Regions from separate parts of the Mus musculus genome. Here all the other regions are linked to region 1. A link is a loop called in an ENCODE intact Hi-C map of the cell type or tissue named here. Cell type or tissue: heart. All regions are shown on one strand.

Region 1 (5,000 bases):
TGCAAGTATGCGTTTAATTAATTAATTTCTTGTTTAAAGGCTTAATATAATTGAGAACCACTAAAAAGTAATCTATGTATACCTTAATAATTTATTTAAAATGCCTTTAATCTAAGCACTTGAGTGTCCTACCGTGCCCTGTTTCTCTGGGGTGCCCAGAGCACAGCCTGCAGGCCTTCCGGAGAAGGCAGGGCAAAATCCAAAGCAGGGAGTCTGCAGCGGTTTCCAGGTCCCCCTCTGCTTACCCTAGCACTGTCCGCGCAGCGCCTAGCAAAGCAGGGAGTCTGCAGCGGTTTCCAGGCCCCTCTCTGCTTACCCTAGCACTGTCCGCGTACCGCCTAGCACCGAGGGAGGGAACTGGGATCCACAGGTCTGCCCTTTTCTCTGGGCACCTGCCAGACAGAGAGGGGAAAAGTGGAGCCTGGGATGGATGGAGCCTGGTTTGATTCCAGAGTTTGGAGGGGCTGCAGGAGAGAAGGCCTTCCTCTGGAGTTCTAGGTGGGGCTCTTTAAGATGAAGGCCTTCCTTGCAGCGATCCACTTATTCATACTGGTTTATTTGATGGTGGGTGTGAATGTACACACTTTATTCTGGGTGAACCGGGGATTAAATACCCTTTTTGGGAAGGAATTCCCCGGAAGAGAAGTTCATTACGGGGCGGGGTGGGATGGGGTGGGGGAAGCTATCTAGATACTTCATTAGCATAGAGAACTCCAGGTGTTTATGTAGTGATCTAGTGCCTGTGTCCTCAGTGGCGGGTCAGGGCTGCCTGTTTCAGAACAGGTCCCAGGGGCTGGGCTCATTAAATCTTAGCATTCATTTGCCTGTCTGCTATCAGCATCTCACAGGCCTTGAGAGGCACAAATAGTAGAGCTTGAGGTCATCTGGTCTCCATAGAGAGTTGTAGGCTAGCAGGCCTGAAACCCTCTTCATCTTACACTAGTAAAGTGAGGACTGTTTGTATAGTTACTTGTCAGCCCTTTCCTGGGGGACAGAGGGCTCCAGTGCTTTGTTCTTTCACACACTGCACGTGCTTATTAGATGACTGTCTCGAATATTTGTTCCTGCATTTGTGATGCTTGCATAAATGTGTGTGTGTGTGTGTTCACAGCATACATGTGAGAGTTGGTTCTCTCCTTCCACCAGATGGGCACTGGGGATTGAACTCAGGTTGTTAGGTTTGGTGACCTGTGGCTCTGACTCTGCCTGTTATTTTACCAGGTCTGTGGTCTGATACCCCCCCCCCCCACAAACACACACATAAACTTAGACTCAGGCAAAGTAGTCTAAGGTTAGAAACTAGCATTCTCTAGTGTCCGCCTATACCGAGTGGCCGAGCTCTGCCGTTGCTAGACACATGATAAAGATCTATCTGTACATTGTCATTGAGTTAGGTCAGGACGAGTTGTTGCCCTGCTGAAGTTTCCACTCTGCAGTGTGCAGCTGAAGCTGTGCTCTTTGGTGCTTAGGAAGTCTAGTGTGCTGATATCTGTCTTGGCAGGTGATGGTGGCTCTGCCCATCTGTTTTGGTCTATAGTAGGGCGTTTCCCGTTTAAAATAGGGACAGTGATCCTCCCTCCCAAAAGGATTGATGTGATGCTTGCAAAGTAATTTGGGTTCCCCCAAATAGGCACTTAAACAAATAAACAAACACACTCATTATATTTATCCAGTAGAGAACAATATTAATAATGGATTATATTATTTCCTTGAGCTTATTGATGTTTTTAATAAGGAGGAAAGGGTATATAAAACTATGAATTTTCATAGCTAAAGCTATGAAATGCAGTGCAGTATTTTGCATAATATATAAAATATGAAAGCCTTCCATTTTTAAATTTTTTATTTTGTTTGTGTGTGCATATACATGCATATGTGCACATGTGCCACTGTGGTGGGCATGTGGAGGTCAGAGGACAGCTTACAGTGAGCGGTTTGTTCTCTTCTTCCTTCACTGTGTGAGTCCTGAAGGTCAGACTCCAGTCAGGCGTGGTGGATGGCCAGTGTTTTACCCTCCGCCATCTGGCCAGTCCTCCTTTATTTCTTCTGAAGAACGCCTTCGTTTTACCCTGCATCCAGGCTTACTGCTAAGTGACCGCACATTGCAGTGGCCAGGTCTCCTGTTCTTCTTATCCTCTCCTGACCTCTGCTGGTGAGATCCAGGCATGGGTGACTCCCAGCAGCATTTACTCACACGTCCTTACTGTAGGACATGGGAGGACCAAAATGTGTACTACTGTCATGCTTTGCACACTATGGAGCACCTCAGATGTTGGAGTTTCTCCTCAGTGGACAGTTGTCACAGACCTGCTACTTAGTAGCAGATTGAGTGCCCAGCTGAATTTCTTGATTAATTATTTATTTACATCCCAAATGCTGCCCCATCCCCTTCCCCCCTTCCCCTTTACTTCTGAGAGGGTGGCCCCTGGTTTATTTCCCCACCCTGGGGCATCAAGTCTCTGGGTTAGGCACATCCTTCCCCACTGACACAGGACAAGGCAGTCCTCTGCTACATGTGTAGTACTAGGGGCCTCAGTCCAGCCTGGGTATGGTTGGTGGCTTAGTCTCGTAGAGCTCCCTTAGATCCGGGTTAGTTGACTCTGTTGGGGTTCCTATCCCTTTCAGGGTCTTCAATCCTCCGTTTTCCCAAGGGTCCCTGACCTCTGTCCTATGTGTGGCTGTGGGTCTCTGCATCTGTTTCAGTCAGCTGCTGGGTGGAGCCTCTCAGAGGGCATTATGCTAGGTTTCTGTCTGTAAGCATAACAGAATATCATTAATAGTATCAGGGATTGCTGCTTGCCCATGGGATGGGTCTCAAGTTGGGGCAGTTAAATGGTTGGCCATTCCTTCTGTTTCTCCTTCATCTTTGTCCTTGCATTTCTTTTAGACAGGACAAATTTTGGGTTGAAATTTTTATGGGTGAGTGGGGTCCTGCCTGGCTACAGGAGGTGGCCTCTTCAGGTTCCGTGTCTGCACTGTTAGGCATCTTGAGGCCAAATCAAAGGTTCACACGACTGTTTGGGGAGCTGGAGCAGCTCACAAAAGTGCCGCACTTACTAGATCCATTTACTAAAAACAGTCCTCTGAGGAGCAGCCAAATGGAATACATGTGCATGGGGTTGGAACCAAGGGACAGAGGTTCCTTGCCCTCCTTGAGTATGAGAATCTCTTGAGCACTTCAGGTGATCACCAACCGGGAAGTTGCTCAACTCCACAGCAGAGGACTATTAATGGAGGGTCTATAACTTAGCTATGGTCAGTGTGTGAGACCTGAGTGCAGTCTTCAGCGTCATCATAGACCACTCACAGCAGAGATGAACCCTGAGACTCCAGTCACTTTCGCCTTTTTTATTCAGATTCAGACCCCAGCCAACCCCAGTTAATGTAATCCAGAACTCCCTCACAATTATGCTCTGAGCTTTGTCTGTAGTGCTCAACTAACATAGAAGTCTAAACTACACTAGAGATTATCCAAGCTATAATTTCTTTCCTTTTTCTTTTTTAAAAAAGAATTATTTATTAATTTTATGAATATGAGCACACTGTAGCTGTCTTTAGATGCACCAGAAAAAGGCATCAGATCCCATTACAGATGGTTGTAAGCCACCATGTGGTTGCTGGGAATTGAACTCGGAACCTCTGGAAGCCAGTGCTCTTAACCACTGAGCCATCTCTCCAGCCCTGGTATATTTTCTTATATGTATAGAAGAAAGAAAATCATGCTTAATGGTTCTGAAAATGGTGTGTATATGTCTTATTCTTTCAGGATACATAACATTTAAACTAATTTATGGCAAACATTAATATACAAAATGTATCTTAGAAAAGAATGACTACTTCCTGAAGTGATTTATTGGTAATTCATAGTAGTAAAAGTGGAAGTCAGAGGGCCGCCTGGCTGAGTGTGTGACCCTTTTTGCTGGCTTGTGGATTTGGATGTTTGCTGTTGGTAGAGAAGGGGCTTCTGCTTCAGGGGGTCAGAGGACGATGAGGAACAACAACAACACAGCGAATGGTGACACAGAACAGTCTCTGGCTCTTTACAGTTTGGCCTTCTCTAAAGTCACATTAGTAAAACATTAATTAGATTTCAGTGCCCCACTGAGTTGTAAAATTAAACGTATTTCTGGACCTGTCTGCATCATTTCATTACTGATAATGCAATAAGGGCTGTTTAGCCTTTTGAAAAAGGGAATTAACATCTTTTGCTCACAAGTGATTTTTTTTTAATTACAAAAACTTATAAAAACTTTAAAGAGTTAGAAAGTAATTACAGAGTTTTATGACTATACCTAAAGGTAAGTTCCATAAAAAACATTCTCATTGGTGAGAATCTTTTCCTAAATTCAGGATTTTCCTTGGGGAATGTATGCTTTTAGATCTAAAATTATTGGTGGTGGGTGTGCCATCTGCCAGGGTACTGCCTGCCTTTTTGAGGCTGGAGTGGGACCAGTCAGTGAGGAGCCATAGTTTTTATCCAGGGAACAGGACTGCCTGTGTTAGAAGAAAGGGCGGCAGCTGGAGACAGGAGAGGGTGACCACAGAGCACAGGAGAACCTGCCTGCCCTGAGTGCCTCTGCCCTTGAGACTTGCCCTGCAGGCTCTATCTGCAGCCTCACTTACAGGCCTGCCCCAGAGGCTGACAGGAGCACACACCCAGATTGTAAGCTGATCTGTAGAGCTGTTGATTTTCCTGGGTGGTTTGCTCTTTTATTGCTTTTATCATAGTTATTACACTCCCAGGCCTAAATACTTAGAGAAAATGTATTTCCCTTCCTGGAACCCAGAAAGAAAGGAACAAAGCCCTTTCCGTGGTAACTTGCCTGCACATCCCCGTGGTAGTCTTGTTCCTTCTTAAAGCTCTTGGGAACTTGTGTCCGCTCCTTAGATAGTGCCTCATGGTTTTGGAAACACGCGTGTCCCTCCCACATCACCAGACAAAGCCCATCATAATCTTTGAGCTCCTCAGGTGGGGTCCTTTATAACTTTTTCACGTGACC
Region 2 (5,000 bases), 410 kb before region 1:
AAATCCTGCCTATATATGAAGGATACTGTGTTGTTGTATATTGTAAGCTGCAGGAGGAGGCCGTATTTGCTACTTTATCTCTAGCACTTACCACAATGCCTGACATCAGAAGTTGATAAAATTATATGACATGTTTAATGCCCTTTTTTATGCAGTTTGTGTTTGTTTTCAGATTCAATCTTAATTCCTCTTGTAAAGTCCTGGTGTGTATAGAGTGATTCTATAGAGTGACCTGCTAAATACTCTGTCTTCTTCACCCCTGGGATTGGAGTTTTTTCTACCATATGAGATATATATATATATATATATATTGGGAATGGTGACTTACCTTGTAAGCCTTAGTACAGTAGCTGTAAGCAGAACAGCTGTTCTTATTTCCCTGTGTAAATGTAATGCTCTTTAGGGTCCTTCTGGCATGTCTTCATGGAAGAAATCAGGTTCATTATGTTCCAGTTGTTGACTTGCTGCCTGTATTGTCATCAGACTGTAAAAACAATCAGCTTTTTAGGAGACAGGACAAGAGTTTGGATTTTGTACATTTCTAATACTAAGACGTGGTTTTGAACTAACTGTACATTGCTGGGTTTTGTAGCTTATAAGCCTTTAAGCCTAGAACTTGAGAGGCTGAGACAGAAGGTTTGCTCCAAGTTTGAGGCTAACCTCAGATATACAGTTAACTTAAGACTACCTTGGGTCAGAGGGCAAGATCCTGTCTCAGAATGAAAACCAAACCAAAACAAAATGCTTTGTTTTAAAATATTTGAACTGGTTTTATATGCTATTTAAAAAATAAGTTACATTCTCAAAACAAAGTGCCAGGGGTCTTTTAGTAAAAAAGTATCCCTCGTCCATTCACCCACTTTCCATGACTGCTCGTGGAAAACCACTGTCTTGATTCTTACTTGTATCCTCAGGTTTCTTTTGCATATACAAGAAAAACAAATATAGGTTCTTCCAACCTCTTATGTATGTCTTTCTTCTCAGTATGAAAAGCTTTCCCTTGTTCATTCTTCGAAGACCGCAGTGTTTCTCTTTACGAATATACCATATTTAACCATTTCAGGCTTCCCAGCCTTTTCCTGTGATTGACAAAGCTATATTTGTACTTCCTTTTGTCTTCTTGATTATATTAGTTAGTGGTTTATTAGTTTTGGTCTTTTTCCTACCAAAGCTCTCCCTAGCTTTTAGATCTGGCATTAATTATATTGTCTTACTCTTATAAATTTGGGCCTTTTAAAAAATTCATTTCTTTGAGGTTATTTCATTCTGTTACTTTAAGTGTGTTTTGGCCTTTGAGTGTGGATCTAGATATTTTTTAGTTTTGACATGTGGTGACTTTATCATTTTTTCTATGATACTTGTACAATTTGGCTGCCTCTGAAGAGGGTGGTTTGGTTCCTGGCAGTGCATCTTTTTCCTGTCATTAATGGCTCAGCTTCCTCATTGCCATTCATCTGGAAACTTTTATTATTTCTTGAATAAGAGAGATACCTGGTACCCTTTAAAAGGTGTGTGTGAGAGAGAGACAGAGAGAGAGAGAGACAGAGACAGAAAAACAGAAACAGAGAAAGGGAGGGAGAGGGAAGGAACACAAGTGAGTAGGGTTTAGTATAGATGGTTAGACTATTCTGGGCTGAGAAAGAAGTATTAGGGGTAAAAAGTTACTTTTTGAGCTGTTTGGATCATATAGTATAGGCTTGAACTTGCTTAAGAGAAAAAGCAAGAACGTTGTTTTTATTATCTCTTTAGAATCCTGGCTTCCTTAGCCATCCATGCATATCTCTGCTTCAGCCTCCTGTCCTAAACGGCTCCTCCTTTCTATAACACTTTGTTCATCATCCTCCCTAAGGATGGAGCCTTACAGAGTGTCTATTCCTTACTGTGGCTGGGATTCCTTTCATCTAACATAACCAGGCTGAAGGTATGCTAGCGACAGTAGTGACGAGTAGCTCGTTTACTAATTACTTACTGACCATGAGTATAGAAGTCCATAGAGCATATGTAGATCTTGGTAGTGAGCTTAACTGATTTCCAGTGTATTTTGTGAGGAAAATGCTGAACTCTTAATGCCCTTTATCCTTCTTTTCCCTTTTAAATAAGAACTTTGGGGGATGGAGAGATGGCTCAGCAGTTAAGAGCATTGTCTGCTCTTCTGGAGAACCCAGATTCGATTCCCAGCGCCCACATGGCAGCTCACAACTGTCTGTAACTGCAGTATCAAACAGAACAGGCAAAACATCAATGCTCATGAAATAAAAATAAATAAATCATTAAAAATGTAAAGATATATATGACTGACATATTGAAAACAAACAAAAAATGACTACTGGACAATTCTTTTTAAGTAGAAACACCTGACCCCCTTATACCTGACTTCTTACCTGTAGCATAATGTTTTCAAGATTCACCCATTTCCTAGCAGGGACCTGCACTTGAGTGCTTTCTGTAAAAATTTGCAAATTTGGAAGTGGTGGTGTTGTATTTGTAATAGCCACACCACATTCAGAGAGAAAATAGAAATTTTTACATGAAATATTTAATCTTTAAGTATGCATGTGTCTGCCATCCAGATCAAGTTCTGCAGCATTTCATCATCCCTAGGTCACTTACCCAAGCGAGGCTTTGAGTTTACGGTGAGACGTAGGGAAGAAAGTGCTTTAAAGATCTCTGCTTATTTTAATTACTGCTGCCGTGTGTGTTCTTTTAGTGCCTTTGAATCCTCATGAAGTTGGCCAGGTGCTGAGAGGTAAAGGTGCAGGATCTCGTTAGGGCGTGTCAGTACATCAAGCACCACACTGGGTTTCTTCCACACAGGGCATTCTGTAACCTTGGCTGTCCTGGAACTCACTATGTAGACCAGGTCTTGAACTCACAAAGGTCCACCTACCTCTGCCTATGCGTGTTAGGATTAAAGGCCCAGCTGGTTTTTGATCTTTTTTATGAGACTTTCAAATTGGGTTTCTATCCTCACTAAATTTAAAACGGAAAGAATCTGTTTCTGTTTTCGTTTTGCTTGCCTCTATTAGTGAACTATACCACGTGGTGGCGCTGTTTTATTTAGAATGTCAGCACTATAGAAGGGGACTTGGTTGTGGTTTCCAGAGAAAATGACCCCAGTCTTTTATTATATTTTGTCACTTTGGAATCATATTTATGTATTTATGTGTAACCCAGGTAGGCCATGGAAAGGTATAGGACAGCTTGTGAGAGTTGTTCCTCCTTTCACCCTGGCTTCCAGGGATCACACTTGAGTTGTCAGACTTGGTGACAAATGCCATTTCCCACTAGGCCTTCTTGTTGCCCCGTTGTAATTTTTTTCTGTGGTAAAATTGCTGCTGTTGTTTTTCAGTGCCAAGAATCAAATCTGGGGTCTTACACATGCTAAGAAAATGTTCTGCAACTCAGAGCTCCTCCACCTTTTAAATGGAGCTATAACAGTATTCTTTCATATTCAATGTTTTCCAAAGCAGCTTTGAGAAGAGATAAAATTAATAGCGTTCAACAGTAAATTTTTTTTCAGTTTTTTTTAGATAAAAAAATGAGGTAGGCTGAAACAGAAGGTTTTTGAGTTTAATATATAGCTCCACCTATAGAGTTAGCAAATTTATGGCCAGCTATACAGAAGGATTCTGCCTTTGAGGGAGAAAAAGGGGAAGGGGGGTGTTTTAGTCAGGGTTTCTATTCCTGCACAAACATCATGACCAAGAAACAGTTGGGAAGGAAAGGGTTTATTCAGCTTACATTTCCACATTGCTGTCATCAACAAAGGAAGTCAGGACTGGAACTCAGGTCAGGGAGCAGGAGCTGATACAGAAGCCATGGAGGGATGTTCTTTACTGGCTTGCCTCACCTGGCTTGCTCAGCCTGCTCTCTTATAGAACCAAGACTACCAGCCCAGAGATGGTCCCACCCACAAGGGGCCTTTCCCCCTTGATCACTAATTGAGGAAATGCCTTAGAGTTGGATCTCATGGAGGCATTTCCCCAGCTGAAGCTCCTTCTCTGTGATAACTCCAGCTGTGTCAAGTTGACACAAGACTAGCCAGTACAGGGGGCATATTTTTTAGAAGGCTAACTCACTAATGGATTAAAATACAGGAAGACTTTCTCCTCGGGAGCAAGCACATGTGAGTTCTTGGTCTTTGTATGTCTTGAGCTTAGTGACTGAATACTGATCATTAACTGCAAGTGGTGCCTGTAAGTCTGTGAGTCTTAGAAGGAGCGCTGAGGTTTGATTGTTTTAGGAGAATTGTCTTTACATTGTTCACTATTTACTGTTGGTTAATAAGTAATCATTACTATCAGAATATTTAGAATTCAGCCTTGAGAAGAAGGATCTTAAATTATTTCTCATTTATTTTTCAGAAAACTGAGTAGATTTTTTTGCTCAGTATTGTGATGCAGAAGTTTGCTCTTTGCCAGGTCTCGTGGCATTTGGGCTATATAATCCCAGCTGTTTCAGAGATTAGTGAATCAAAAAACTCTCAAATTCAGGGTCTCCATGGCCTGGGAAGAGTTTGGACAATCTTAGCAACTTAGTAAGACATTGTCCCAAGAAGCAAGATGAGAGCAGGGTTATTTGCCTAGTATAAATGAGGTCCTAGATTCAAATCCCTGGTATGGAAGAAGGAGGGATGGAGAGGAGAGAGAGGAAGGAGGGAGAAAGGGGGAAAAGGGAAAATGTGCTCTGTAAATTGACTAAAATACTTGGTTTTCTATTTTAATAACTATCACATGGTTGATGCTATCTACATTTTGCAGTTTAGCTCACTTAGGCTTTATGTCTATTCCTAGGTGAAAAGACAAAGAAGCGTCCTAAACTGTATTGTCCCAAGAGTGACTTATGATAGCCATGCTTTCTGTTTTGAATGAATGAGCTTATTAAATAAAAAATAAGGCCAAACATGGTGGCGCACGCCTTTAATCCCAGCACTTGGGAGGCAGAGGCAGGCAGATTTCTGAGTTCAAGGCCAGCCTGGTCTACAAAGTGAGTTCCAGGAC
Region 3 (5,000 bases), 190 kb before region 1:
GAGGATGTGTCTTTGCTTTTTGTTCCCTTTAAAGACCCACAGGTGCTTGGAGACTGCTGGAGAAACCAGGCTGAATACAGAGACTTGCAGGGAGCCTGGCGTCTGGGGTTTGATGTGGGCATGAAGGAAGATCCCGGCCTCTTCAGTGTGCAGAGAAAGGAAAGTGAAGGGCAGATTTTCTCACTCCTTTTGGAATGATTTTTGAACTTTCTAAAAATTGTCTCAGCTCTCTTAGAAAGAAATGGGATGGGGTAGTTCAGAGGTACAAAGGGTAAGAGGTGGCTAGGAACTTACCTTCAGTTATGATTCCCCCACCCCACACCTGGCTGCATCTCTGTGTTTTGACCCATCTTCCCTGTGTCTGTCTCCCCATCTCCGAAGCTTGTAGAAGGGTCAAACCCTTTCAACCAGAGAGGCTTCCAATCTTCATGATTCCCTGTAGCTACACATGCTTCTTTGTGTCCCAAACATAACTATTTTATATTTTATTTATAATCCAGCAACCATTACCCAAATGCTCTTTTTAAACTTCAGTTTCTTCCCAAGGACCTACGCCTCAAGTTGAGTGGTGGTTATATTAGAAATCAGTTGAGGGGAAGCACGTGGGGTGAAGGTAGCTCTCTTTTTTGCTATTGAGCACAGATTATTTTTGTTTGTTTTGAGACAGGCTCTCTCTGAAGCCTTAACTGGCTTGAAGCTTGCTACGTAGACCAGACAGGCTTCAGACTCCCAGAGACCCACTTGCCCTGCCTCCTGAGTGCTGGGGTTAAAGGTGCACACACTGTTGAGTTCACTCATTTGCCTTAGGTAGAACAAACTCGGCACCTTCCGTGAGGGATGGGGAAGAGTGGTATGCATGTGTGCACACAGCATCACGACTAGGCATCTCAGGAGTCAGGCCCTTTGAGGGACACTGTGTGGTCCACATCTGTTTCCAGATGCTATTTCTAAATTGTAGAGAGATAAAGCTGTTAGCCACTCCCTGTGGTGCTGATCCCAGGCTCATTGCAGGGCCTTACAAAGCTAGTGCGGACTAGAGTCAGTTTCCTGCTACATGACCCTGCCATCCTCCTTCTCCTGTTTCTGTTCCATGTTCACACCAACCCTGCTTCACACATTTTTTTCTGCCTGATTTTATTAGGTTTATTGACAGGTAACAATTGTATATATCTAGGGTGTCTGAGGTGATTTTTGTGTGTCATCCTATTTATTTACTTATCTCTCTCTCTCTCTCTCAATCTCTCTCTCTCTCTCTCTAAATACCAGGGTCTTGTGTAGCCTAGGTTAGCCTTGAATTTGCAACATAGCTGGAGCTGGCCCTGACCACTGTCCAAGTACTGGCCTCAGTAACACAAAGCTAGCTATTCTTTCTCTGGTTCTGTGTGTTTCTTCCTCGATGACACTAGCTGCTGCTTACAGTATCTCCTGGCTGAGCCCTGTATCATGTCCACTCTTTAAAGCAAGTATTAAATACCTCGTCCTGAAGCTGTTCAGATGTCCTCGGCTGAAAGTCACTTTGTTGTCCTCTAGCCTTCTCAACATTTTTATTTATGGCATTTAAGAGCGTCTCCCCACCTTTCTTTTCCATCCCAGGCTAGCCTCAGACTCACTAAGTAGCCAAAGATGACATTGGCTCTTTCTCTACCCATAAATACAGGAGTTACAGATGTGTGCCCTCACATCTGGCCCTATCAGGTTTTTTGCAGTTCTTTTTTCTCCATATCTGCTGTTTCCTATGACACTAAGGATTGCTTTTTTTTTTAACCTTTTATTGGTTCTTTGTGAGTTTCACATCATGCACCCCAATTCTTCTCATCTCTCCTACTCTTCATAACCATCTTTCACCCTTTCAATGAACCCCCTGGCCCCACCCCACACAACAGAGAAAAGAAAATCTCATTGTGGAAGCTGCAGACACTAAGGGTTTCTTAAGGGCAAGCTTCACACCCTAACTATGCCTGTATCTGCTACCATGATGCTTTCCGATGTCTGCAGACAGGAAGTGTGTGAATGGTTGATTCAAAGTGATTATGGGTAGCCAACTGAAATGGCAGTTCCCTCCAGAGACACATGGTGGTGCTCTAGCCAAGCAGAGTTACACAGATCAAACCAGACTCGTTTAGTTTCTCAGCAATTTTAAAGATGGCGAATCCTTTGATTGCTGTCTCACCTGTCCTATCAAGCAGCTATGGATGATGGGAAAACAAATATGAAAGTCAACTTAATGAGCAGAACAAGACAGAAAAATCAGACGTGAAGACACTATCTACAGAGAGACAAGCACCTGCTTTCTCTGAACAAGGTCCCTGACACCCCAGCTAAGGATATGACAGAGACTGTGGGCCTCTGGTGAAGCCAGGCTGAGGCCTGTGTGCTGGGGAGAAGCTGCCTTCAAGTTGTCCCTCTTTTACTGGGAAATTGTTGTTGCTTATGTGACAGTTCTCAAGTACCCAGGCTGGCCCAGGTCTCCCTGTGTAGCTAAGGTTAACCCTGGCCAGCTGATCCTTCAGGATACAAAGGTGGAATCCCATGAGAATCGGCCAATGCTCTACCATGGTGCGCCAGCCTACCTTTGTTAATGGTGGGATGTTGTACAGAAAATGAGCCCTAATAGCTTTGTCGCCTAAGTTAGCGAAATTGAGTATTTTTCTTATTATTTTTCTAAATGTGCAAAACATAACGTATAGTAGATACAAGAGTGCGTATTCTGAAGTAGCCAGCTCTCCCCTGCAAGGGTGCTTGCTGCCTTGAATTTGCCTTTCTTTCCCATATTGCTATTATAAGACTGTAGTTTTGTGATTGTTTGTTTGTTTTTAAACGGGGTCTCGTGTATCCCAGACTTGCTTTGACTTGAGACGTTACAGGGATGGCCTCTAGCATCTCACCCTTCTGCCTGTACTTCCCTGGTACTGGGTTTACAGCCCTGCATCTCCTGGTACAGTGTATAGAGTTGGGGGGATTGGAATCTAGGCTTTGTGAACGCTAGGTGAGTTTCAACCGAGCCACAATCCCCAGCTCCACTAATAAGACTTTTAGAGTTTACCTCCTTATTTTAATAAATTAGATTGCATATTGAATAAACCGAGATGCAAGAAACCAAAGAAACTGACAGATTTCAAAGCCATGTCAGGAAATGAAAGTTGAAGTGTGATTAAAAGTGATTTACAAGCTGGGCGTGGTGGCTCACACCTTTAGTCCCAGCACTCAGGAGGCAGAGGCAGGCAGATTTCTGAGTTCAAGACCAGCCTGGTCTATAAAGTGAGTTTCAGGACAGCCAGGGCTACACAGAGAAACCCTGTCTCAAAAAACCAAAACCAAACCAAACCAAAACAACTCCCCCCCACCCCCAAAAAAAGTGGTTTACAGATTTAAGCCGTCCTTGGCAACAGGTGACACTGTCTCAGAATAACCGAATGAACAAAGCTTCAAAATGAACATGTAAATTCCTGCTCATCTTTCTCCATCCTCCACTGCCCAGGTGCTTTGTGTGAGTGCATATCTCTCTCAGAGTCTTTCTCTCTCCTTCTTTGTCTCCCATCCCCTCTCCCATCCCCTCTCCTGCTCTGTGTGTCTAACTATACAGTTGTATAAAGTTTGAGTGCTGGATTCTTAGGGACTGACAGCATTGGTGTGGACTGGTATCTGGGTGATAGTGGTTTTCAGGGTCTACCATAGAGTCAGAGAAGATTCTGGAGGGACAGACAGAGGTTGCAAAAAACCCTCACTCTGAGTCTGGCCTCACAGAGGACAACATTGAGAGGTGATTCATGCACAAAGGTCATGAGAATAGAAGGTCTTTGTCAACGCTTGCCTACCTAGATCAGGCAGTTGGTTTGATCTTATTTCAGGGACTTGCTGTGCATACAAAGGAAACAATCACCAAATTCCACTGGGCCTCCAGCATCTTATCTTTTAAAAAATAAGGCACAGTTTGAAGATCAAAACTGATTTCATGGGAAGAAAAGAAACCTTGACTTCTGTAGTTGCTACTGCGGGTTTACGTGATAAGCATGCAGCTTTGATTGCCACGATTCTCCTCCCCATCTGGAAGTCTGGGCTGTCAGACCACAGAACTCACATCTGGATTTGTGGGAGAGAACACCCCCACCCCGTTTGATTTAATTACCATACTGATTTAATGAGTTACCGTCTATGCAACTTTTTTCTCAGATTATCCCTTACTTTGTTTTTAAAAGGGGTCTTCAAAATAACTTGTCAAAACACCAGGAAATAGAAACAAATTGCAGATGAGGGGCTGATGAGATGACTCAGTAGGTAAAGGGGCTTACTCATAAAGTCTGAGGGCCAGAGTTCAATTTCCAGGACCTACACTGACTCTTGTACATTGTGTGTGTGCGTGTGTGTGCACACGCGCGTGAGCACTAAATAGCAAATAAATAAATAAATGTAATAAATAAAATATAACTAAAAATACAAAGGTGAAATGGGGCTGAGTTTCACATCTTGAGCACTCTGGTACCTCCCCCATCTCTGAAAGTCATCCTAAAATAGCCTGTAAGCTTCCATAGGTCATGGAACTGAAAACCAAATCAAAGTGGTGATCAAATCAATTATGACTCAAATTTGAGAAATAGAGAGGCCTGTTTTATATTCCAGTTACCTATGTTTTCTAAATTTGATGGTACAGTGACTCAGAGCTTAAGAGTTCATGTTGTTGCCGGGCGGTGGTGGCACACGCCTTTAATCCCAGCACTTGGGAGGCAGAGGCAGAGGCAGGCGGATTTCTGAGTTCGAGGCCAGCCTGATCTACAGAGTGAGTTCCAGGACAGCCAGGGCTAACCCTGTAACTCTGTCTCGAAAAACCAAAAAAAAAAAAAAAAAAAAAGTTCATGTTGCCAACCCTGATTACCTGAGTGTCAGCCCTGGGACTCACTCAGTGAGAAGGGAAATGTTCTGTGACCTCCATATATGTACCATGGCACATATATTTCCCCCCCAAAATAAATAGATTAACAAAAATGTATTCTATACTATGTAGC
Region 4 (5,000 bases), 400 kb before region 1:
GTTTTTTTAATTTAAATTGCACGTATTTACATGTGCCACAGTGTGTGTATGAATGTCAGAGAGCAGTGTAGGGGAACTGGTCCTTTCCCTCCACTGTGTGGGTCACGTGGTTTGAATTTGGGTTTCCTGGCTTGACAGCAGCTACTTTAATTCACTGAGCCATCTCGCTGGCCTTCGGGTTTTGTTTAGAATATAGTGTTTTTGTTTATAACTTATTTTTCTACCTTGTGAATAGACAGTCCTCTTCCCTTTTTATAATAGTAGACATTCTGAGGTTAAGGGACACTCTTATCATGCATGGAAAAGTTTTGTTTAAAAACAAAATGTTAAAACTTAAATATTTTGAGAGAAATTATAGGGGGTTAAAGAAAAAAGAAGTTTTTAAGATTTTAGCCCTAAATTTACTTTTCCTTCCCATAATCTCACATCTCCAGCCTTTGTCTAAGGGTCAGTAATTCTAATTCCAAATCTAATTTACAGCCTGTGATGACAGGAAGTCCTTTAGTGATAATGACCCATTTGTTTTTCTACCCTAGTGAGTGGTACAGGGCTCTATGTGGGGATGGTTATAAACTGTAGGGTTATTTGTCTGTGTTCTATGCGCGTCCAGCTAGCACGCATGGCTTGTATTGGTGCTGTTTGTAGTGTTTACTTCCCATCTCTGCACTGTTGGTCCTGCTGTTGCCTGTGTAGCTGCCTTTGTTTCCTTTTACTGCTCCTCCTCCCCAGCCTGTGTGTGGAATGGATGAATACTCAAGGTGTGTATGATATGAGCTGTGATGGGAATGGAAATAAGTTGTAGTTTGTGTTGATTCCCATCAGCAGTGGCTGCCTGGAGTATTAGAGTAAGTAAGCAGGATTCTGGAGCTGCATCCACACTGACGGGAAAGAGTCTCTGTCGGGGGAGGGGCAGCAGCATGAGTGGAGCACATTGCCACTGACACGTGGGCAAGGAGGGTCTGGATGGGTTTGTGATGAACAAAGTCTGCTCAGACTTCTTGGCATTATGTTAATATCTCATGAGTACTTTTAGTTCTTGGTTACTTTCTTACTTCAGAAACTGAGATTTACAAATGCCTTACCCCTGGGTACATACAGGCAGCAGTTTGAAAGAATTCTGGTTTGCAGTATTGAGGTTGGCTTTAGGTTTGTAAGTATTTTGTTACTGAGCAATTATGTAATTAAAAATTTAAGTCATGTCAGAATGCATTTTCTTCACATAGTATTTCATATATCAAAATTACACACTTAGTTGAAATACAGACTAGGAAATGCCAGGTTATTAGTCCACTTTTACAAGGCGTACTGAATTTTTAGGAACTTCATAATGGCAATAAATTTGGCATATCTGAATGGTGATTGATTTTTTTTTTTAAGAAATTATTTACTATGCGAGTAAATCTGAGAAAGTTAAAGTTTTAAAATGAATTATTTCTGGTGTGTCTTTCTTTTTACACATATTACATATAACTTTTGCAGGTTGGATTTGCTACCATTTTATGCAAGATTGGTTGCTACCTTGCACCCCTGCATGTCTGATGTAGCAGAGGATCTTTGTTCCATGCTGAGGGGGGATTTCAGATTTCATGTATGTATTTAAGCATTTATTTTGTAATAATTATATGTTCTAATAAGTCGAGTGAGGAATCTTTGAGCATAATGTTGTTGATAAGCATTGATAGTGACACAACAGTTGAGAATTTATGAAATTTAAAAATTTTAAAGTGTAGGTATGCTTAACAAAGTTTAAAGAGTTGCTAGTGCTGTTCCAGCTGGGAGGGGAGCTGTTGTTACGGTCTTGTCCTCCCACAGTAGGTATTGTACCTTTTCTTGTCGTGAATTAAAGATTATTCTCCAAGGTCTTACTGCTGACCCCAGAAGAAAGAGAATTAGCCTGGAAGACAGTTGGGTATGCTGGCCCATAAGTGCCCCTTTAGATGTCGAGTTCCAAAAGTCGAAAGTGTAACAGCTTTCTTAAATTCTAAGGCACCAATGAATTCTCCTGTTGCCTGTGACTTATTGATAATTGCCTTCACAGTTTTTATCTTGGGTAGTGTTAAGTTCTTTAAAGAGCATGCTGGTAAACAGCAGCTCTTTATCAGGTAGCTCCCTTCCTTTCCAGTTTTACAGCTGGACTATGTTAGTGGCTCTCCTGGCTTACTTACCCAGTCACCTTATGGAAGTAAGGTTGCAGACCTTCAAATACTTGGTGGTAGGTGGTAATGACACTGCTAGAGTCTGGTCGTGGACATTGCTAGCCTATGGAACAACTTGAAGTTCTGTTTACAAAACTTTAGAGTAAGTTGTTTGGAAGGCCAGTAAAGCTATTCTTTACTGTGTTCAGTGACCACTCAACTGCACCAGTCAGCAGATAACCTCACAATATAGCTCAAAAAATAAGACACAAATAAAAAAGCAAGCGGAAAATAATAAATTATGATTGTATACCTGTATGATTGTAGACTTACTGTAGTGTGAGTGCTTTGAATTCAGAGCAAGAAAATCACATGAGGGACAGAATGGTCTCTAATTACTTCTTTTAATAAGTGTTTGTTACTATCTTTGTTGATTGAGATTTTCCTGGGCTATTTTTGCTTAAGTGTTTTAGATTTTTCATAAGCAGTAGTGAGTCAGGTAAGCTTTCTGTGTTTAGAGAACTTGGGAAACACTGAGCTCATTAAAACTTAACAGTTTTGTTTTCATGTAAAACTTGAGAAAACTTTGTGAGGGTAACTGTGCTCTGTGACTGTCCTAAAGGAGTATGAGTATATACCCCGTAAAGAACACACTTTGATAAATGCTGCTACTTCAGGAATAGATACAGCAGAAGCCATATTCCTGGCTGTGTAATTGATCCCTTGTACCAATGAGGAGCTTTTACACCAGTGAGCACTATGAAAATGCTATATCAATTGTCTGCATTGCTTTACCAACCAAACTCCGAATTAAGCAAAACACAAATTGTTGGACTAAGTATGATTAGTACATTTGGTGAAAAACTTAAAAATTAAGAGCATTCTATGAATGTATCTCTCTCTTACCATGCAAATTGAAGTGGAAGTTGAAAGGATTGGCATAGTTTATACTGCTGCAATCTTCGGAGCCCACTGTTCTCAGAATAGTTAGTTGAGGTAATTGATTATTTTTCCATCTCTCTCAGGATCTCTCCTACCTTATTCTGCAAACCTTCTGTTGTAAGTTAGTTCTGTTAGACTTTAACTGTGCTTGATGTACTATATCAAACGAAAAAGTAGCAGCTCTAAAACCCACATAGTAACATCTGGTTAACGTAGTACACCCTACAACACTCATCTTTCATTTCCTTGTTTGGAGACAGGGATTCATGTGTCCCAGGCTAGCCTCCAGCTCACTGTGTAGTGTCCCAGGCTAGCCTCCAGCTCACTGTGTAGCGGAGATGACCTTGAATTTAGAGGGAAGACCTTGCTCTGGGATTTTGGGGTAACGTGTGTTACCATATCCTATTTTTTTGTTTTTCCTTTTTATTGGAATTTTTTAGGATATAATTTTTTTCTAAAATCTTCACAGCAACACCCTTGATAGAGACCACTAAGTTGTCATGATTACTCATTAGTTGGTGTTCTTGTAGATTCTAAACTACTGGATTCTGCTGATTATTTTTTTTAGAGGACATCATGCTGGCTCCACCATGTTGACATTGTGACTTGGACTTAGTTACGCAGGTGCTGGAACATCTATTCAAGGAGAATAATTTTGCTCTTTGAAGCAGTATGTGTCTTTAGAATTACGTGAGATAAACCAGGTACGCCCAGTACCTAGCCTAAATATTATTAGAATATTCTTCCCTGTATGCTGCCAGTTCATTTTCTTTAATCTTTTTTTTAAGTTGGGTTTGTACCCTTAGTCTTTGCCCTACCTTTTTGTTTGTTCAAGACAGGATTCATGTAGTTGAGACCAGCTTCAAACTCATACTTGTAGTAGAGGCTGGCTGTGAATTGACCTCTGTATTCTACTTCCACGTGCTAGGATCCCAGGTGTGTACTACCACTCCTCACTCAGTCCTGAGTCTCAAGTGGGAACACATTATATGGCTTCAACTGATGCCTGTTTTTCCAAAGCGTTAAGTCACCAAATGTATGTGCCGTGCTAGAGCCTCTCCAGTGCATAATAGTTTTCTTGTCCTTTTAGAAACCAATTGTCTCTACTAAACAGACTCAATATTTTTTTCTAAAAACATCCTTATCTTTTGCTTCATTGAATGTACTTCTGTATTTTTCTCATAATTCAGTATATTTCTGTTCAGCTGTCACAGTCCCTTCATTCACTCTGTAAAGTTCTCAGCTCCTCCTGTCACAGCCTTCTGAAGCACTCGGTTCTAGCCACTTCCACCATGCCTGCTGCCACTGTCTTTCATAGTCCACAGCTCGTATGACAATAGCTCTTTAACCAGGTTTCCCTGTCTCTGTCTTCTATCTAGGTCCAATATATTGCCACAGTATGATCATATTTACCCCCTTAAGAATCTCAGCTGAGAAGTAAAGCTGATAAAACTATATGTAGTCAAAGAAATTCTAGTTAAACAATGGATTTGCTAATTTGACAGATCAATAAAGCTAATAGAAGTGAGAAATCAACATTCTTATATACTTCAATCAGGTAAGAATTTAGATAAACACTTTGGCAATATGTTTCTAGATCGTTAGAGACATTCATACATTGAACACGCCTGAGAAATTTTTTACGAAGCTTTGTTTACATCGTGAACTGTACTAGGACAAAATAATTACCCCAAAGCCCAACAATAGTTTTTTTGTTTTTTGTTTTTTTTTCTTTTAAGGGGGTCTGATGATCATGGTGCCAAAGTGATAGTCACCAAAAATAATTTCATAAAATTTTGTCTTTAGATAGTGCAACTATGAGGAATATTTTGTTTCTATCTAGTATTATTCTTTTTCCTTCAAAGGACCTCGGAGTCTGCTTCCTTAATAGAGAGGGCAGCTTTTAAGTAAATAATCTTTACT
Region 5 (5,000 bases), 210 kb before region 1:
CACAAGGGTGGAAGAGGTTAGCCTAGAGCACTCTGGCATGTTGCTCTTCTCCACATGTTTGAGGATAAAATATTAGACCAGAAGAAGGATACATTTCCCCACTAAGCCTCTGTGTCTACAATCCTGGATTCTCTCCCTTCATCCCAGAAGACCAAGAAAGAATTCATGAGATCAATACCTCATGCTCAAGGATGACGTGTGCGGAACAAGATCAAAGGCCAGAAGACATTCTACCCCTGCCTTTGGGATCCTAAGCCATCCTGCCAAGCTCATCCCCTCTCTAGGCTTCAGTTTCCCTTTCTGCCTACTGGAGCCACATGTTTTTACAGCATGAGGTTAGAGGGTGACATTCAGTAAGGAAAAGGCAGGTTGTTTTCCCAGCTAATCAGCACAGTCATATCTTAGTATCTACGTTTTTACACTGTGAGTTTACAGGATCTTCAGATGAACTAGAAGAAAAGATACCTTCACCTCTATGCTAATGGCCCCATACTGCCATTCAGGGCGGCACCTCTTTGGTCACCCTAAGAAGTTGGTAAGTCAGTAGTTCTTTACTCTAGGGGGACATTCATTCAAAATGACAATTAAGATTTGAGGCTGTGACTTAACCTGGTTGTCAGACAATCTTCTAGAAAGGAGAGGTTTGGAGACAGACACCAGAGTCAAACCAACTGACCCTTCAGAGTCTGATCCGTCCTCTGGACAGACGAATGGGTACCTGCATTCTCCACGCCCTGGTGATTATTCCAGATAACAGATTAATCCGAGATAACGGAATTCTCGGTAGATGCCAGTGAGTGGAGTGACTAATATTAACATCCTCACTCCTACTGGATACTTCTGTGACTCTGACACTGGCTTCAAGGCTTCACAGCACCTGAGCGGATCAGCAAAGCAGAGGGGACCACACAGATGTGATGGCTGTGTGCTGCAGCATCCTGGGGCCTCTCTGCTTATCTTTTGGGTGGGCCCCATGCCTTGGTTTATCCAGACTGTAAGAACAAAAGGCCATAAACTGTGTGGCTGAGAAGCAGGAAGATCTCATGCTCTGGAGGTTGGGAAGCCCAGGTTCAAGGCATCAGCAGATTTAGTGTCCAGGGAGAAAGCTGACTCCAGGTTCAGAGACTGATGTATCACTGTGTCCTCACATGGGACCTGACACCCCTTTCCCACAGACTCTAGTCCCATCATGAGGTTCTACTCTTGACCCAACATCACATCCCAAGGCCCCACCTCCAACAGCTGTCACTTTGATGATTGCACTGCAACATATGAACTCAGGGAACAACACATTCAGGCTGTAGTAATGGTGTCTGTCTTCTTGAGACTGTGGACTGCAGCTTGAGGAGATGCAGGGAGAAAGAGGAATGAGTGGGGGAGGGTTGGATACGGTGCACACCCACCAGGTGTGCACAGGTTACACACACCAGATCACTGCCCTCATCTCGCCGGGAAACTAGGAAAAGTTGCTAGCATGCATGGGTGCTTTTAAGCTGCATTTTCTAAATTATGTTAGGCATGCAACTCACTGTTAAATAGTCGATATGAGTCATGTCCGAGTCTCTGTGGGAGTTGTGGTATGGGTGAGGATCGAACTCTGAGTTAGACTTGTGGGAGATAAGGGTGTGCAAACACACAGCCAGGTGGGTAGGTAAGCGGAAGCAAGGATTTTCCCCGTGGTGAAGGGACTGGTGTTGGAAGGAGACTCGAGTCCTTTCTAGCTTTCCTGGAATACTTACTGATATACTTATGGGACGCCTGATGTGCTGGCTCTTAGCTGTGCATGGCCAGCCCGGCCTCGGGAAGAGAACATCTGGAGGCAGGGCTTTTATATAGCACAATGAAGATGCATGGTTGAATTCAAGGGAACGACTTTAAAAATAAGATGAATAATCATGCCTTGACACAGTATGCTCAACTCCATGGCTTTTGCCCAGTAGAAGAACTGCAGTCTTTAACTTTCCAGCACAGCAGAACATTTTCCTAGAGTGCCCAGCAGAGGGAAGTAGAGTCCAACACATGTTGTCCTAACACCTAAGTAGGAAAGGACTGAGACGTCCATCCAGGCCAGTTTGCAAAAGCACCTGCCTGCTTCTCTGCGGATAAACACAGGGACCTATTATCACCAGCAGATGCAATGGTACGTTCACAGTGTGTGCTTGAGTTCACTCTTCTTCTGGGGGGCCAGAATATGAAGAGAAACTATAATTCTGAGTGTGTGTGTGTGTGCGCGCGCGCGCGCGCGCTCATAAGTGTGCATGCACATATTGGACTGGGTGCACGTGTGCACGTGTATTTAGAGGTCAGAAGTCAACCTTGGGTGGTGTTTGCCAGGAGCTGTCTACCTTGTTTTTTGAAAGGCATCTACAGGATGTCTTTCAGTGGGTAGAAGTTGCTGATTACTTAGACTGGCTGGTCCCAGAGCTTCGGGGATCCTCCCGTTTTGGCCTCCTCAGCTCTGAGATGACAAGTGTGCACCGCGAGGCCTGGCTTTGATGAGTGTGCTCTGCAGATGGAACTCAGGGCCTCCTGCTTGTGCAGCTGGAATTTGCTGATGGAGCTGCCTTCCCCACCCCCAGGACAGACTGTTGTCGTTTGAGAAGGCCTGCTTCCTGACAAAACGTTCTTTGGCAGGGAAAAAGCGATTCTGGTTCTCACGATGCCCTTGCCCCTTCATCTGTCACACTGTGCAGATTACGCAATGTGGTTCCGAGAACTGGGCTTCCATGGAATTCAAGGGATATTTTGGTTACATTTCTCCTCTTTCTTTTCAAAAACAATTGTAAAGTTTGACAGTCTGAAGTTTCTAGGAATTCTGATAAGCCTTAATTTAGAAGGCTTGCTATTTTTTACCCTGTCAATAGGACTTAAATGCCTTTACCATGGAACCTTCCAGCAAGTCATGTGTTGGAAAGAGGATGAACCAGTATAGCAACTTCTTGCTATGAAAGGCTTCATGGTTTCATCTGCAGTTACAAGACAGTCCTTGAGTATCACAGGAGATTTGTAATCTATTTTGACTTGAAGTCCAGGCAATGATATAAGAAATATTCACTAAACATGGCTGCACTTAAGGCAAATATCTATCTAAAATAATAAGCAAGCACCTCCCCTTTGAAAGATGCTTGAGCAAACCCTCACCTCTTGCAGCTTGTAGCCCACTTCCAGCCTGGTGTCCGCATACTGGTTTGTAGTAAACTGCAGTATCTTCATAGGTGCACCCGTTTCTGCCAAAACTAACCAGGAGGACCTGGGGAAGGGCAAAATTCTCCCAGGCACCCCTTGGCTCTACTGCTGTTTTCCCTTCAGGTCTCACTTCTTTCTTGCCTCAGGCCTGTGAGCCACTGTTAAGTTTGGCAGTTGTTTCAAGACCAGATAGCCTGTTCTCCTTGCTCGCTGCATATATAGGTTTGCGCCTTCGTTTCCAGATTTCCCACTGAGAACAGGATGTCTTCCTCCCAGAACAGACACTGTGGTTTTCCGCTTCATGGATGCCCACTGAACGCTATTCTGTGAGGTTTTGGACGGAAGACAGCTTTACAAGGGGAAACAGACTTGATTGTCATTAGTGATGACAAGACAGCTCCGACACACAGCTGCTCCTTGTGCAGAGTCCCACAGTATGGACAGGCTAGTTCTGGTCTAACCACTGTAAGCCCAGCACTGTAAATCAGACACTGTAACTCCTTTCTGGAATGAGAATGGTTGTCAAGAAATCACTAGCCAGAGATTCAGCCTCAGCCCCTTGTCACTGGCGCTGTGTCAGCGCGCTGTGCACTGTGTCTCCTGGGCAGCCATTTGGTGGAACAAAACTGTTTCAATTGCATTTTCAAATGAGATTACACAAAGGCCATGCTTTTCTGAAAAGGAAAAACCTAAACTGTCATATTGAGGGGCTTGTAAGATTGAGATATGGCGAGTTCACAGGTTGACACGTGCTGTTTGATGCTACAGAGGAACAGGCAGTGAGTGCTGCTCTCCCCAGCACAGAAGGACACTAGTGGTTTTGGGCAGAATGTCCAATATAGAAGATGGAAGATACTGTGGTAGGTGTGTGTGTGTGTATGTGTGTAAGCCAGAGGCTAATTTCTGGTATTGTTTCTCAGGTGCTATGTATCTTGTTTGTATGGGGGAGGGGGTTGGGGGAACAGGATCTCTCACTGGCCTAGATTCACTGAGTAGCCTTGCCTGGCCAACCAGCCAGCTCCAGGTATCCAGCTATATCTGCCTTCCCAGCATCAGGATTGCAGGAGTGCACCACTCCACCTGGCTTTTTATGTAGGTTCTGGGGATTGAACTCAGGTCTTCATGCTTGTTTGGCAAGCATCTCCCCACCCCCACAGAGGTACTTTTCCCAAGCTAAATCTGGAACCCATGAGCACGGAAGGGCAGTTCAATTACCTTTCTGGGCACTGCTCTCCCCAGGGCGACCGCGGGGGTGGAGCAGAAAAGTCCAACATTCACTCCAGGAGTTGCAAAAGAAGACTTGTCACTTGCCACAGCAATATCACAGCTGGCCACGAGCTGGCAGCCTGCAGCTGTGGCCAAGCCATTGACCATGGCAAGGATGGGGACCGGGTGGTTCCGGATCAGCATCATGACCTGCAGGACAGATATAGCCACTTCACTTCCATGCAGCACGAGGTGCCAACCACCTGTCACATGACCTGACTGACTTCTCAGAACACCTTTCTCATGAATTAGCTCATCAGAATCTAAGCATAAAACCACCAACTTGCATTACATCTTCCATGAAGCAGGCTGTGGAGTCCGGTTCACAACTGGTTCCCATGAGGAAAGACCCTATTAAGGAACAAGGACATGGGGGCGGGGGTGAGTCATTTACCTAGGGCCAGAACATGATGGCAAGTGGGTGGGAGCAGAGTTTAAGCAGCCGGCTCCTGCCTCCCCAGCGCCCCGATGGAGAACTGTGGGAACTCCTTCACAACTGTCAGTTCTCTGCATCTCGGGACAACCTTTCTGTTAAAAGTCTGAAATTG
Region 6 (5,000 bases), 82 kb before region 1:
CTTCTCCTTCAGTTTGTGAAGCAAGCTGTGTCCAGCATTGCCCCTCCAACTCATTGATATTTTTGTATTTGTGGTAAAATTTCTGGATGAATTCTCTTGAGCCTCTGTGGGGTTCCCAAGGTATCCGGAGAGACGGTAACTCAAACGTTATACTTTAATTCAGTAAGTGTCTTTTGGAGGACTTCTGCAATCTTCAAAGCACAATGTAAGTACATGCGTATGTGCATGTGTTGTCATCAAAGACTTGGAAGCTGTAGGCATTGTCACAAATGGAGAGCTCTTTGGTGACTTGCTAATTTTGGAATTCTATTCCTTATATTTGAGTGTTGAAAAAATTCCCATGACCATCCAACTTTTGACCTGATTTTCACCAAACCAACTGTGCCATTTGTACATACCAGAATAAACAAATCAATAAACAAAACAAAACCCAAAGTAGTGTTTCCAAACCTGGTTTAAATGGAGACCTGAATGAAGGGATGCGCGCGCGCCTGTCTGTCTGTCTGTCCAAAAGGCCCTGGGTTTCACTGGTTAATCAGCATTTGAGAGTCAGAAGTGGCCTCAGAGGCCATCTAAGACCCAAGGAGTCACAGGTGTTAAAGTCTGCAAGCCCAGGAAGGGCCAGGACTCTGCCTCTCCTCAATTCCTCAAGGAACACAGTTTGCAGTGAGTGTCAGGTTTCACCAGCCTGGGAAAGAGTAAACGCAGTGCACAGTTGCCAGCTATAGTAATTCTAGTTCCTGGAAACAAGGACAGAAGCCTTTTAGCTACTCGCACACCCAAACCTTTGCTGCTTCTAGTGAATAAATCATTTAACCGTCAGCAAATTACAGTGTTGGGAAGTTTACATCATCCCCTTTTTACATCAGTTCTTAATGGAAGACCGTGGGGATTAAAACTCTTGACACAGAAAAAGCTGACCTAAAGAAAGATGGGCCAGGGAATGAACACTGTTTAGGCAGCAAAAGGCTTGCACACAGTAGCCTACTTAAAGTTGTGCTGATCTGAACTCTTGGCATAAATGCCTGGAAATTGACTGTGTGACCTTGTGTCAGTAACAGAGCCACTCTGTTGACAGATTCACTGTGCACACACTACCAAGCATTTGTTTGCGCGGGGAACAACTCCACGAAGCAGGTACAGTTTCCCTCTCACTTCACGGGTGAGGATACCGAGTCCAAGAAAAACCCAAGTGCAGTAGGCAACGTCTGAAGGCTGGCGAGCGGACGGGCCTCATCCGCGAAAGGCGCCGTGCTCTGCCGGCTGCCCTCAGGTGTCAGACACAGCACTGGTCCCAGCCCGTGAGTAGCTCTGGAGCGATCGCTGGGCGCCGCCGGGTCGGCGGACCCCCTCTTCATGCAGAGGGGCTCGGGCCGTCGGCCTCCGCCCGCAGCCCATCGAGCGCGCGCCCGGCGGGAGCGCGGGAACAGCGCACGTGCCGCCGGGAAGGCAGGGGCTGTCCGCCCGCGCCAAGATGGCGGCGGCCGCGGCCGCAACGGCGACTGTTGGCGGCCGGTGAGGCGGGCGGGGCCGGCGGCGCGGAGGCGGGGTCCCGGGAGAGCCGCCCTGGGGAAGGCGGGGGCCGTTTCCATAGCGGCGGCGGCTGGAGGTGTCGCGCCGGGGAACTTCCTGGTTCCCGGGCTCGGCTTTGCCGGGAGCCTCCTGGAAGGGAAACAATGGGGCGGAGGGCACTGCGGTAGCCGCCGCCGCCGCCGCGCCGGACCTCTCGGCCTCCCGCGACTGGCCGCCGCCGCCGCCGCCGGGACCGCTTGGAGGTAACTTCCTTTTCTCTTCAGCCGCTGCTACAGGGGCTGGCGGGGTCTAAAGGCGAGGGGGCCAGGTCGGAACTGGCTCCGGGCAGCCGGTCGCCGCCATTCCCGGCCCCGGGCAGAGGGCACGCTGCGGCGGCGCGGCCTGGCCCGAGCCGGCTCCCGTGGACCCCGCGCGCCGTGTTGCTCGCGCGTGGGGGTGGTGGTCTGCGGTGTGATTGACAGGCGGGCGGGCGCGCGCGCGGGAGCGGCCGGGCGGGGGGCCGAGAGGGCTCGGCGCTGCGTGCAGACCCCCGGGGAGGCGGAACGCTCCGGCCGCCTTCCTCCCCCACCCCGCGTGCAAGTTTCGGTCCCCGGGGAGACGTGTCTCCCTTGCAAGTTTCAGTTGCGTCCTGCGGGAGCGCGAGTGGGCAGGACCCAGGCAAACTTCGTTCGCTGAGACGATTGCCTGGGATGCCGCAAGAACTTTGGAGCAGCCCCGGGGAGGATGGGCGGGCGGGAGGGAGCTGGAAATCCGTGCGCCCCGGCAAAGTTTTGCTGGCTAGTTTGGGGCTCCGGGAGCGCGGCGTTTCTATAGGGGATGAGCACGGTGGCTCGCAGGTGTTTTAATGCAGAGAATGAGAGAAGTCTTACTCCATGGTGGGACGTTCATATATGTTGAGCATCGAGATCTCTGGGCTCTTCTTTAGGCACACTCCGTATAATCGACAGATACTTTTTTTTTTTTTAAAGATTTATTTATTTTATCTATATGCGTACACTGTAGCTGTACGGATGGTTGTGAGCCACCAATGTGGTTGTTGGAATTTGAACTCAGGACCTCCGGAAGAGCAGTCAGTGCTCTTAACCGCCCAGCCATTTCTCCAGCTATCCACAGATATTTTGAATTTTATTTTTAAAATTAGCGTACAAGGTGTTAGCTAACATCACGGCATTTTCGAATAAAGCTGCGTTAGTAGATTCTTCTGTTCACTCATTCCTCCTACCCCAGATGCTTTTTAAGGAGACTAATATGCGTTGTGCCTTATGGAAAGGCTCGGTGAATTGGGGCAGTACTGCGACACGAATGGAAAAAGTTGTAGGGACAGTGTTCAAAGTATTCTTGCTGGAACAGTTTAGTCGTGGATCCTTCCTTCCTTCTTTCCTTCCTTCCTTCCTTCCTTCCTTCCTTCCTTCCTTCCTTCCCTTCTTCCATTCCTATGTAATTAGATCTATGAGACAAGTTGTTTCATAGCTCAGAAAAGTTTCGCGGTACGGTTGATTGAGATGACTCGTGACCAATTCCCTCCCATACTGAATCTCTGGAAGTTTTCTCGGTGGTGGTGGGAACTAGGGCAGAGTTTTAAATTATTTCCCCTTTCTTTAACTCACCTTAATAATCAGTAAACTGGCATTTAAACAATGACTCACTGCTTTTCTCACCAAGACCCCACAATTAACAAAATATTTCCTAGTTTGTCATAATTTTATAGGTGAAATTGTAAGCATGCTGTCTCGTTCACTCCTTAGTTTGTACTCTCTCCAGGCCATTATGCTGTAAATCAAAATGGAAAAGGAAATTATACTAATAACAGTATTAATTAACTTGTGCGGGGGGGGGGGGTCGGGACGACGACGACACAGAGCCCTAATTGCAAGGACAGGTGCCCTCAGTTGAAGAATCAGGGCACTCCCACAAAGGTATTGAAGAAACATCCTTTGTCTGACTTTAGAGTGTGGTCCTGAGCCCTAGTGCTGTTCGCCACTTTTTAAATCAGACTACTGCTCTAGGTTGGGCTTGGTTCTGGTGAGTATAATCCATCAGTACCCTTTTGCCTTAAATATATATATTTTAAAAGATTTTTTTATTTTATGTGTATGAATGTTGCCTGCATTTTTGCGTATGCACCACACATGTGCTTGTTGCTCTCAAGAGGTCAGAAGAGGATGTCAGATCTCCAGGAACTAGAGTTCTGAATGGTTGTGGGCCATCATGTATTAGCAGCAAGTGTGCCTAACCACTGAGCCATCTCTCCAGCCCTCCATTACTCCCTCTCAGGGTGTTTTGTGGTGCAGGTAACCCTTAGCAAGGACAACTGGTCTGGTTAAACAAGTACCTGAGGAGAAGTGGCAGACGTGGTGTTGGGTGTATAGTGACTGATCATCTTCATGCATTGAGTGGGAACCAGCAGATCCAGTCTGGGGCTCCAGGGCCTAGCTTTGTTCTGTAGTGTATTGGCCTAGCTTTGCCATCATGACGAATTATTGTTACATTTTGTAGCCAGGAAATGATTTTGGTTGAAAAATTGAGGAATGTTAAGGAAGTCAAAGAATTTAGAATACTAAAACTTTGAGAGTTGCTACTTCAGGTATCGAGGAGGAGACATTTTCTGGCTCTGAGTTTAATTCTACTTTAACCATCCTTGTTTTGTAACCAGTGCAATTCAGACTAATTACCACAGACTTACAGTTTGCCCCTTCAGTGTAATTTGTGAGAAGCATTTTCCATTTACAGATGTGATCTAATTATACAGTAGAGAATAATTTTCTCCTCTAAAAGGTTTCTACCATCTTTTGCAGTTAACCTAAGAATCACAATTTGAAGAGAGTCTGGCCTGTAGCATCCTTCCACATAGTGGACAGGGATTAGAGAGTGTGGGGATTAGAGACACAGAGACCATTCCTGGCTGGCTAGTATCTATAGGAACTCTCGTTGCATGACTTCATTCTTCAAAGCTTATTGTTTCATGAAATTAGGATATTTGAGGGTGAGAGGGAAAGTGTGTACACAGTACAGACTGAGGGAGACTGAGGTGGAGGTCATAGGAGAGTGGTCCCTGCACAGCCTCTGTGCTGCTGTCACTGCTTAAAGAGAAGCTCCTGAACCAGTCCCTCATCGTCTGCCTCAGAGTCATCCCAGAGAGTGAGTCACGCTTGATCCTCACGGCCACACAGACATGGAAGAGACTGTCCACTGCACTGTCTGCTTTTAGAACTCTTGGGTTACTGTTAGTTTCTATGGCTGTTAAACTTGGACTAAATGCTAAATAAAATATCCTTTAGTTTTTTTGTTTTTTGTTTTCAGAACAAAGATTGTAAGGATCATTGTTGATTGAGTGTGTTTCTTTTTCCCTTGTTGGCTTAGACTACCTTATTTAATTAAACATACTCACTCTTCACAAAGCTTTAGGAGCTGTCTACCCTAAGAGAAAATGTCTAGTAAGTATTGGGGTTGTCTCATTTGCTTGTAGC

Evidence for each region. Hi-C counts contacts between places; a loop is a spot of excess contacts. Peaks named below come from ENCODE experiments on the same cell type or tissue, not always from the same donor. Only the 100,000 strongest peaks of a DNase experiment are listed, where the experiment ranks them.
Region 2: a loop joins it to region 1, with 3 times the contacts of the local background. A loop is called at or near these places in 10 of 42 quality-filtered maps.
Region 3: a loop joins it to region 1, with 6 times the contacts of the local background. A loop is called at or near these places in 41 of 42 quality-filtered maps.
Region 4: it touches region 1 in a loop (2.8-fold over the local background); 11 of 42 quality-filtered maps call a loop at or near these places.
Region 5: it touches region 1 in a loop (7-fold over the local background); 12 of 42 quality-filtered maps call a loop at or near these places.
Region 6: it touches region 1 in a loop (4-fold over the local background); 12 of 42 quality-filtered maps call a loop at or near these places.

Annotation. Positions count from the first base shown.
Region 1 is chr2:6,403,330-6,408,329 of GRCm38, forward strand. All of the region lies in intron 5 of Usp6nl (USP6 N-terminal like), which reads left to right. Among named protein-coding and RNA genes, the nearest start is that of Gm13388, 32 kb to the right of the region's middle. In heart, a CTCF peak has its summit at 2,152 (motif pointing left); a DNase peak (open chromatin) is centred at 2,132; H3K27ac peaks cover 1,161 bases.
Region 2 is chr2:5,992,674-5,997,673 of GRCm38, forward strand. All of the region lies in intron 8 of Upf2 (UPF2 regulator of nonsense transcripts homolog (yeast)), which reads left to right. Among named protein-coding and RNA genes, the nearest start is that of Upf2, 44 kb to the left of the region's middle. In heart, a CTCF peak has its summit at 3,041 (motif pointing right); no DNase peak of the experiment used is centred here.
Region 3 is chr2:6,218,282-6,223,281 of GRCm38, forward strand. The region is part of intron 1 of A230108P19Rik (RIKEN cDNA A230108P19 gene); the gene reads left to right. Among named protein-coding and RNA genes, the nearest start is that of Echdc3, 7.8 kb to the left of the region's middle. In heart, a CTCF peak has its summit at 2,064; a DNase peak (open chromatin) is centred at 2,060.
Region 4 is chr2:6,002,066-6,007,065 of GRCm38, forward strand. Upf2 (UPF2 regulator of nonsense transcripts homolog (yeast)) reads left to right here. Exons shown (of 22, transcript NM_001081132.1): 9 at 1,480-1,588. Among named protein-coding and RNA genes, the nearest start is that of Upf2, 53 kb to the left of the region's middle. In heart, no CTCF peak of the experiment used is centred here; no DNase peak of the experiment used is centred here.
Region 5 is chr2:6,191,182-6,196,181 of GRCm38, forward strand. Echdc3 (enoyl Coenzyme A hydratase domain containing 3) reads right to left here. Exons shown (of 5, transcript NM_024208.4): 4 at 4,402-4,602. A230108P19Rik (RIKEN cDNA A230108P19 gene) reads left to right here and starts at 2,070. Exons shown (of 7, transcript NR_040333.1): 1 at 2,070-2,140. In heart, a CTCF peak has its summit at 1,991 (motif pointing right); no DNase peak of the experiment used is centred here; H3K27me3 peaks cover 489 bases.
Region 6 is chr2:6,321,180-6,326,179 of GRCm38, forward strand. Usp6nl (USP6 N-terminal like) reads left to right here and starts at 1,578. Exons shown (of 15, transcript NM_001080548.1): 1 at 1,578-1,775. A230108P19Rik (RIKEN cDNA A230108P19 gene) reads left to right here. Exons shown (of 7, transcript NR_040333.1): 7 at 1-432. In heart, a CTCF peak has its summit at 2,168; DNase peaks (open chromatin) are centred at 1,612 and 2,072; H3K4me3 peaks cover 2,848 bases; H3K27ac peaks cover 2,148 bases.